Regions from separate parts of the Homo sapiens genome. Here region 2 is linked to region 1. The links are chromatin contacts, found by Hi-C or POLR2A ChIA-PET in ENCODE. All regions are on one chromosome and are shown on one strand. The core of a region is the stretch at or near the end of the contact, and the rest is flanking DNA. Distances in the headings are between cores, read along the strand shown. Region 1 overlaps DGKG (diacylglycerol kinase gamma). Region 2 overlaps ETV5 (ETS variant transcription factor 5).

Region 1 (4,422 bases), core at 669-3,168:
ACTGATCACACTGAACATCTTGCTCTTCCACAAGTATACTGCACCCTCTCACTCCTTCGTATCTTTTCGTACATTTGCTTCCTTCTCCCTGTGTTGCCCTCCTCTTTTTCCGTGTCTTGGTTCAGGCGTCTCTGTCATTGGAAAACCCTCCATGCCACGTTTCGTGTCCTTGGTTTTTGCTCCCATAGGTCACCTCCAGTTACATCACTTAACACAAACCATTCTGCACATCTGCTTTCCAGCCTGTTTCCAGCACCAGGCTGTGAGTCCCCTACATGCGTCTGTCCAAAATGCCTGTAGAACAGTGTCTGGTGTGCATTACGTTTTCAAAAGATCTGCTGAATGAATGGATGAATGAATGAACAGAGCCCCGTGGCTTTCACAAGCATATGGCACATGTGCATGAGTACGTATAAGGATACTTGTGTGAGGCCGGGTGCAGTGGCTCAAGTCTGTAATCCCAGCACTTTGGGAGCCTGAGGTGGGTGGCTCACTTGAGGTCAGGAGTTCGAGACCAGCCTGGCCAACATGGTGAAACACTGTCTCTACTAAAAATACAAAAATCAGCTGGGTGTGGTAGTGGGTGCCTGTAATCCCAGCTACTTGGGAGGCTGAGACGGAAGAATTGTTTGAACCCAGGAGGTGGAAGTTGCAGTGAGCCAAGATCGCGCCACTGCACTCCAGGCTGAGCAACAGAGCGAAACTCCATGAAAAAAAAAAAAAAAAGATACTTGTGTGAAAAGAGGACCTTAAAAGCCTGAGGAATGGGTTGAAGAGGAGTACTTTTTAAAAAAGTGGTTTGTGTGTATCTGGGAGTGCAAAAGACCGTTAGAGGAGATCATCTGAACTGTAAGTTTGTGACTATAGTATCAGGGGCTGGAAGTACACGTGTTCCTAGTGTGCAGTGAGTGTGTATAGTCTGTGTGTGTGAGAGCAAGAAGATGCTGTGGCAGGATGCACTTCCTAAAAGGTTCGTTCAGCTGCTATCGGATCCCACAGATCGCTCTTTCTGAAGCTATAGTGTTCAGTTTCTGACCTCTAAAAAGACCTCCTTCTTCTTGGTTGACTTCTCAGGCTGTGGGGTCAGGACAAAGAGTAGGAATGAAAATGGCCAGTGATGAAAATGATGGGTCCTGGGCTTTAAATGAATGTCTTCAATGAACACTCTAACCTCTCTTTTAAGGACAATTCTTGCTTGTAATCCCAGCACTTTGGGAGGCCGAGGAGGACGGGTCACTTGAGGTCAGGAGTTTGAGACCAGCCTGGTGAACATAGTGAAACCCCATCTCTACTAAAAATACAAAAGTTAGCCAGGCATGATGGTGCACGCCTGTAGTCCCAGCTACTCAGGAGGCTGAGGCAGGAGAATCGCTTGAACCTGGGAGGAGGAGGTTGCAGTGAGACAAGATCACGCCACTGCACTCTGGCCTGGGTGACAGAGTGAGATTCCATCTCAAAAATAAATAAATAAATAAATAAATAAAAAGACAATTCTGTGGGCTAAATAAAAGTCAACACCTTTAGGCTCAAAAACAAAGTCCAAATCATTATCCATTCTTCTCCCAACCTACCTAGGGTTGGGGTGGGAACAGTGTCTGAAATAGTGGTCATCTTGAAATAGTACAACAAAGAAAAAGAAAGAAAGAATGAAAATTGACTAATGAGAAGATACAGACAAAGAAGGAAAGAGGGAGAAAGGGGTAGCTATACGTCAGTCACAACTAAGTTCTGGCAAATTTCATCCTACAAGGAAGAAGGGTTTGCTTTCTCTTGCAAATGATCTGGTTTCCTCTTTCCTTTCATTTTTGAACCTAACTTGGTGACTTCACAGAGTGCCCAGGCTGAGGCTGGGACTTAGTGGGTTCCGGGTCTCCAGCCTTTGCAGGTACCTCTCTGCTGCTGCCCTCTGCTGTCGGGGGAGGCAAAGGAGACACCCTTCTGGTCCTCCTGGTCCAAGTCCCGGAGCTGCCACCTCCTCCCATTTGAGACCGACAGAAGCTAGGGTCTCTTCCAGCCTCCCTGCTCTTCCCCAAAAGAATCATGAGGGGCTGGGGTTGGAGGCGCTGTACTTGGAAGCAGCAGAGACTCAGGACGGGGGTTCCAGTTAGACAAGGGCAGACGCCCTCCCACCTCCTCCCCTGCAAAAGCAGGCCCTTCATACCCACCTCCTGCCCTCCAGCCCTGCCCTCTGCACAGATCCTTTGGGAGAGGACAGGCAGTTAGCCTGCGCCAAGTTTCTGACACTTTTTTTTTTCTTGGAAATGGAAACCCTCCTTCCGGCAAGTGGCAGGAAGGCCAAGTCCCCAGCGGCCCTGGCTGGGAAAATTTCCAGAGAGCAGGTGAAAGGCCTCTGTTCCGCCAGGGCCACACTGGGTGGGTGGCAGCGCAGCCGGGCCTGCAGCTTACCTGCTGTTGAATTTTTCAGGATGTTTCTCTCTCATCACATGGAATCTGTGTGCAATGGAAGCGTCCTGAAAGTGAAAGAGACAAAGCAGATCCTTGGTGAGTGGTCATGACAGTGCAGTGCGGAGGGAAGGGACGCACGCATGCACTCGCTGAGTCATGCCAACCCTGGGACTCTATCTATCGCATGGTGGGGCTCCAGGTCACATCCGCGGAGCCAACAGAGGCTCAACACTGCCTCCAGGGGGATGAGCTAGCACCACCAATACTCTTACAGCCTATGCCAGTTGACTCTGGAGTCCTTGCTATTTCACTCTAGCCCGGACCCGCTGAGAACAGATAGATAGTTCAGGGGTGAGTGAAGGGGAAAGCCTTTGCCCTCTGGGGAGACTGAGAGTCTGTGAGCAGTTAGAGATCAGGAGCCTGTGTCTGGGGCTGAGCATGAGTCTCTGGAAATGACTTTCCATACTAGTTCTTTTTAAAATAGTTTTTATTTTGGAATATTTTGACTCACAATTAAGTTGCAAAAATAGCATAGAGTTCCTAGGTCCCGTTCACTCAGCTTCCCCCAATGATAACATTTTATATAACTATAGGATATTGTCAAAACCAGAAACCTGACATTGGTAGATGCTATTAGATATTAAGTCTTAACCATCCACACCAATAGAAATAATTAGTGGCACTGGATAACATGCTTACTAGATAATAAAACAAAATTAAACTCTGGCTTCTGCTTCTTGATCACTTCACTCGAAGGACTCCCTCCAAGGCCAATAAGAGTCATTATTACATCATGTGGACACTGCCCTCCTATTAGCACATCCCTTTGCCACACTAGCGGCCCCCTGCACTCCAGCACTCACAGTTAGGATGGCTGTCATGCACTGTGCTCCTGGGCTCTCCATCCTCTGACCACAACTCCCTAACCCTGGGTTCTACCTGCGGCCCCCACTCCACACCGTGGCCATCTCGTGAGTTCTCGTGGCTGTTACCAGCATCTGAATGATGATAGCTCCAAAGTGTCAATCTCTAGAGCCAACCCTAAGCCTCAAACCTGAAACGGAACTTGTCTTTCCTCCTCAAACTCGGTCTTCCACCCTCGACAATGGTCTCATTTTCCAGCAGAAGAATGTGTAACGCCCCTTCACCGCTCAGGCCCCATACTGGTACTTTGGGTGCAGGTGCTGGGCTTCAGAAATAAACAGGCTAATTGAGCCGGAGATGGGGGGTGACACAGAAACCAGGGAGTTGACTAGATTTGTTTTGCAATGAAAAATATACAAACCCATTTACTGGAATACATGGCTACAAAACACTTGAAATTCCATGCAGTGAATTTTGAATTTTCATCAAATGCATATTAATTCTATTTCTTATATGAAAATTTCTGTGTTTTTTTTTTTTTTTTTTGAGATGGAGTTTTGCTCTTGTCGCCCAGGCTGGAGTGCAGTGGCATGATCTCGTCTCACTGCAACCTCTGCCTCCCAGGTTCAGGCAATTCTTCTGGCTCAGCCTCCTGAGTAGCTGGGATTGCAGGTGCCTACCATCACACCGGGCTAATTTTTGTATTTTTAGTAGAGACGGGTCTTCGCCATGTTGGCCAGGCTGGTCTCGAACCTCAGGTGATCTGCCCGCCTCGGCCTCCCAAAGTACTGGGACTGTAAATGTGAGCCACTGCACCTGGCCTCTGTGTGTGTTTTTAAGCATCAAGAGGTATAGTTCTATGAAGAAGCTTTTTGAGCATGAACTCTGTGTGGTGAGGTGCACCTGGCATAGGAGTCCAGCAGCCCACATCTGAAAGGTGGCAGGGCAAGAGGAGAAGATGGGCTTATTTTGTGATTGGCAAACATTCTTTGCTAAAATGATGTTTTGAGAGTTTAAAATTTAAACTTTAGCTATTGATGTTTTTTTTTTTTTTTGAGATAGAGTCTCACTCTGTCACCCAAGCTGGAGTGCAGTGGCACAATCTTGTCTCACTGCAACCTTCACCTCCCAGGTTCCAGAGATTCTTCCGCT
Region 2 (5,031 bases), core at 590-3,089, 200 kb before region 1:
GCCCAGATGTAAGATCCTTGAGAGCAGAGATTTATTTCCCTCCACGAATCCTACAGCAGTACCTGGCATAGACTAGGCACTATTTATTGGATGAGTAATACTCAGTATATTATACCTTGCATTCTAGTTTCACCTGGAGAAATGTTTCCCCCACTAGATTGTTGGGTGCTGAAGGAGAGGGTGGGCTTGTGACTCCCTTATCTTCACCTGCAAAGTGTCTATTATAGTGTCTTACACATCATCGATGATTGGTACATGATAACTCAATGATGAAAGCACAGACTCACCCTTGTTTCACTCTAGGAAACAGGTCATCCAGGAGAGTCCGGCTAATTGTTAAAGGTAGGTGTCACAGACATCACTGATGCCAGCTCCATGTGCCCTCAACCCCCTAAGCTAACTGCATCTGAAAACAGTTCCTAGCACACTGATTATCTGCATCTACACTCTTCTCTTCCTGATAGGATATATATTGAAGAGTTAACATCTCTGGGGATAACCTTCAACCAATAAGGGCAGGAGTTGGAGGATAAATGCCCCAGCCTCCCCAGCTTCTGGTCAACATAGTCTGGATAAGATGGTGTCAGTGGTGTTTAAGTATTACCTGGAAAGTATAGCACTTAAACATGTAAGAGGTTGTCACACAATTACTATACCACAAACAGGGCTTTAGCTTGAAAATGCCACCTAAATCATTTATGTTTAGCATCCAGCAGTGCCTGGCACCTAGCAGGTGCTCAGTGGATGATTGAAAAAGAAGAAATGTGCCATTAATGGTGGAACTGAGCCATCTTCAGAGCTTGCTTAAAAATGGTGACTTGAGAATGATGTTCTTAACTGTTAACTCTCCTACACACGCACACACATTCCTTGACTCCCCTAGGAAACTCCTTTCTTTCTCCCTTACTGCCTATGAGATCGGGGAGTAGTACTTCATCAGTGCCCTCAATGAACCTAGGAGGTTAGGCCAGATGGTCCCCTGAGACCATTTAGTTAAACCCAATCAACCACTGACCTGGGGCCAGAACCCAAATGTCTAGGCTCCAAGGGACTAGTCCTCTTTCCACAGTAGCCACTGTGAAAATTCCAAAAAAGAAATTAATTTTGGAGGCTAACAGCCATGGTATTTTCAGACTCAATTTCAACAGTATTACCATTTCAGAAAGCCTGCCAAAAAGATAATGGAGATGAAAAAGTGCTGTGTAAAGTGCTACCCAAAGGTTACCTGAGGTTCACTGCCAAGGTCAACAAACCCAGGCTTGGGTGTAGAGCCAGCTCTTAAAGTTGGAGGAGCTAAGGCTGGTCATTCAAAGGGCCCCTTCTGAATGGGACACCAGTGTACTTGCCGGGATCAAAAGGACATAGCCGCTCGCCTGGTACCACCCTCACACCCTCCCCCTATTTTAAGTACAATACACTTATGTTGAATAGAATACTTACACTATGTATTTGTACTAAACAATACTTACACTATGCATTTGTATTAAACTGATGATCTTCTGGACTTTTTTCCTTTCTCTTGTATTTCAGAGGCCACACATTGAGTAGCAGCCACCTGCACCGCTGGGCAATGAACGGTCTCTCCAAAGTTTCCAACCGTCTGGGTACATTAGTGTTTTTCTTCCACATTAGTTTACATTTGTCCCAGCTGCATTAGAATTTAGATTCTGCACATACTCTGGCTCTCAAAACCACATTCTTCTGCGCTCACACTACCTCTTTGTCATCTAACAACTGAATACGCATTGTTTCCCTGGCTTGGCTCATGAAAGGGGACCCTGATGCAGAGTAAACTTCCCATTCTCTGAGCTTCCTTATCCTAGCGCCCAACACTAGAAGGGCGGCAGTGTTTGGTGACCTCCTGCGTTAGGTTAACGATCTGGGTCCGGGCCCAGGCTGGATAACGAGCCCGTGAATAATGGGGAGCGGATTGTTAAAGCCTTATCATGGTGAAGCTGAGAGGCAGAGACGGCTTTTTCCTGCGCACCCTTGCCCCTTCTCCCCAAGCATCTTTTCTTAATCTGTCGAAGCTAATGGGGTTTATGTGGCAGACATTCATTCCTCACAAGCTCCAATTCAAGAGGCGGTGCACTCATTCAGTCTCGATGTTTCTACACTTAGAGGCTTGTAAAACAGTAAAGAAAGATAGCAGATAAACTGACAGAAAGCCTTCTGTTCTAGGCTTGAAAAAAGGCTCTACTTTATTTCTCCACTGTAATAGGAGTCTTGAGAAGGCCAAATTAGAGGTGCAGAAAAAGGGTGAAATAAGAGCACTAGAAACCGTAATAACCGTAATAACACCGCAATACAACCCGGCGAACTTTATTTCCTTCCACGTATTTCCCGAGTGATACATATTCACGAGAAAGAGACAAACTTGGAGGAGGAGGTTTTTACTGCTGCACGGCCAGAAAAAAACATAGTGGGCAAAACCTTCCTGAGCTTTTTTCGTTATTTATCAACCATTAATTGATTTTTCACTTGTCAAGAGCAAAACTTATTGGGGAAAAATTAGAAAATGAATGGTCTTAAGTTCTTACTGGTTTTCAAAGTATCCACATAAGGGGCTGAGGATAATTCTGGGACTCGAAAGTCCTAGACTGCTTTGTAATCTTTTCACACAACCCAAAGCGAAACATGGGCTACACTTAAAAAAAGAGTTACTAAGAATTGGTGGCTTGGTGGGCTCAAGGGGATGAGGTGATCTCAGCTCACCATTGGCTGGGAAGAGGATCTCTCGACTTTCCACCTCTTTGGATTAAATTTTTAGCTGGAGTTTAAGAGGAGCTGTGCACATCTATTTCCAGGTAACAGAGTTCCCTAACTACCCTCGATGCCACTGTCCATTGGTAAGGCTAAATTGTTGAGAGGGCTAGGGCGGGGGCGGAGAGAAAGCCAGGGGGCTTTTGCCTGCTTTAAAATTAGACCAATGAGGGCAAGAAAGAGGCAGGTTCGGGTGCTTGGTAAACGAAAAGCAAACTTCTTTATTGTACACAGTACAGAATATAACGCAGCTTGGCAGGATGCATACGGCCCTGCGCAGGGGAAAGTATTTCAAATCAGCTGGCAGGTTCAAGCCTTTCTGCACTGTAGACTTTCCACACTCTGGAAAAGAAGCAAACAAACAAACCCCAAAGAACCCCCGAAAAAAACAAAAACCATCCGGGAGGTGCATGAGTCCAATGGGAATGCAACCGTGATGCCGCTGTCCTATGCCCAGTGACAGCACAGGTCACGTAAGTTACAGCAGGGGAGGGGTAGCTCAAGCTACAGAGGATTATTGTCATATTGCTAAGACAGCATAAATCCATTCAAAAGAAAAAAAAAAAAAATCCAAACCAGGGTAAGTAAAGAAAGGAAAACCAAATCTATACAGCATTTACAACAAATAAATCTCTAGCCAGCTGGGGGTAAAATATGCATCTATGTATAGACTATGTGTAGGTTAAGAAAGCTATAAATATGGTTTAGAAAGAGTCCTTTGATTAGAGTACAATGCTAATTAAGGCCCAATCTACAGGTTTACCACCTTTGTGGGCTAATTAGCTTCCAATAGAGGAGAATCTCATGTTTCCATAGCTATAAAGTGCACCCCTTATCCCTGCGAACCTCTTCACAAATGTGCTGTTGGTCATAAGGGGGACAGTTTGAGACTATGGAGTGCTCCATGAATAGAAAAGCAGTTCAAAGCACGTGTCTCACACTCACGGAGTCAGCACTGCCTCCTTCACATACGAGGAACAGTGTAGTCATTCTTAATGTACTAAGTGTCACGGGGAGCACAGAATTCTACCAGCAGAGCAGGCAGCAAGGTACCACCAGTAACTTTTCCTCTACTTTGAGCTCAACTTTCACATAGCTTTAGCTTGGTTGTTTAAAACTTTTCCAATATAATACAGCAATGAGAATAATTTCTTTTTAAAAAAAGGCAGGAATCTAGAATGCTAGCACTGTTGCTTACCTGTCAGTATCACACGTAAGTCTCAAACCCTACTGAATCACACAGGTAGGGTTTAAAGTCCAAGATTTAAAGAAAAAGGAAAACAAAACAAACTGATGAAATGGAAATTGTCATCAGTCATGCCCAGGGAAGAATCCCAAGGGTTTTCACCAGGTGACCAGGTTTCCAAAGGACATGACACATGTTATATACATATGCTTTCCAGAGAGGGCATGTTAGTGAACACGGGGAACTATACATAGAGAATCTAAGCTTGTGTCCAGGCTGCCCTGCACACTTCAAAAATGTACAACTCAGGTGCAAATGTTCCATCAGGTTGTCTGGTGCAGAAAGCACAAAGCAGGCAACAAGGCGGGCTTTCACATGGCCAAGGGGAAGCCTCAGCAAAGCCCCTCTCAAGCTGCAGTGTCTTCATAAGTTGGCACGGCCCTGGCTAAAGGACACAGTGCACAGTTACCAAAAGGTTTGTTTTTGTTTTTTGTTTTTCGTTTTTTTGCTTTAAATACCAAAACTACAAAAATCAGTTTATAAACTGTTTTTCCAAAACAACCACCAAAACAAAACAATCCCCCAAATCAGGGCAAAACAAAATACTGTCAAAAGTGTTAATCGCCCTTCTCCTAAAATAAAAGTCATCCACACTCAGCCACGTGATTGGGAAGAGAAAGGGGGCTTGCTCTACTTGGCGACCACATGGCCGGGTGGTTCCCAAGAGTAGCCATGGTTTATGATTTTGAGAACCACGGAGTGGGGAACAGCTGTTCTGACTGCCCCCCTTTTTCTAGACAAGGGGTAATATTTCAGATTCAGCTAGAAGAGCTTTCCAATGTTTAAGATGTATTTTTAACCCTTAATGGTTTGAGCCTCCCCAACTTAGCCTACTTACTTTTCTATGGGTTTGTGATTTTTCAACAAATTGTGCAAATCAGAGCCCTTCTATGTAAAGGCATTTAGTAGTCCATGATCGATGCAGATTGTCACATACTATGTCCCGTTTTGCGGGTACTAACCTGAACAAGATATTGCTTTGCATGTATTGTCCATGGTAAGGAGACTCCATTTTGATCTCT

The links. A loop is a pair of places that touch in the nucleus more often than their neighbours do. ChIA-PET counts read pairs that join two places held with the same protein, here RNA polymerase II (POLR2A). Pooled maps may share reads with other maps.
Region 2: a map of endothelial cell of umbilical vein shows a loop between it and region 1 (10-fold over the local background). The contact joins two enhancer-like sites. A Hi-C loop is called at or near these places in 1 of 168 maps with a recorded cell type or tissue (endothelial cell of umbilical vein), 1 of 37 single-sample maps with no recorded cell type and 1 of 50 pooled maps. POLR2A ChIA-PET finds 5 or more read pairs at or near these places in 2 of 52 experiments (HEK293 and Panc1).

What each region holds. Positions count from the first base shown.
Region 1 is chr3:186,240,098-186,244,519 of GRCh38, forward strand. It overlaps DGKG (diacylglycerol kinase gamma), which reads right to left. Exons shown (of 25, transcript NM_001346.3): 20 at 2,407-2,471. Among named protein-coding and RNA genes, the nearest start is that of DGKG, 120 kb to the right of the region's middle. RefSeq lists an enhancer at 2,157-2,206. Within about 2 kb of position 1,919, at least 18 of the 41 ENCODE cell types and tissues checked have a DNase peak (open chromatin) inside an H3K27ac peak, as active enhancers do.
Region 2 is chr3:186,043,357-186,048,387 of GRCh38, forward strand. It overlaps ETV5 (ETS variant transcription factor 5), which reads right to left. Exons shown (of 13, transcript NM_004454.3): 13 at 2,958-5,031. Among named protein-coding and RNA genes, the nearest start is that of ETV5-AS1, 33 kb to the right of the region's middle. Within about 2 kb of position 1,840, at least 3 of the 41 ENCODE cell types and tissues checked have a DNase peak (open chromatin) inside an H3K27ac peak, as active enhancers do.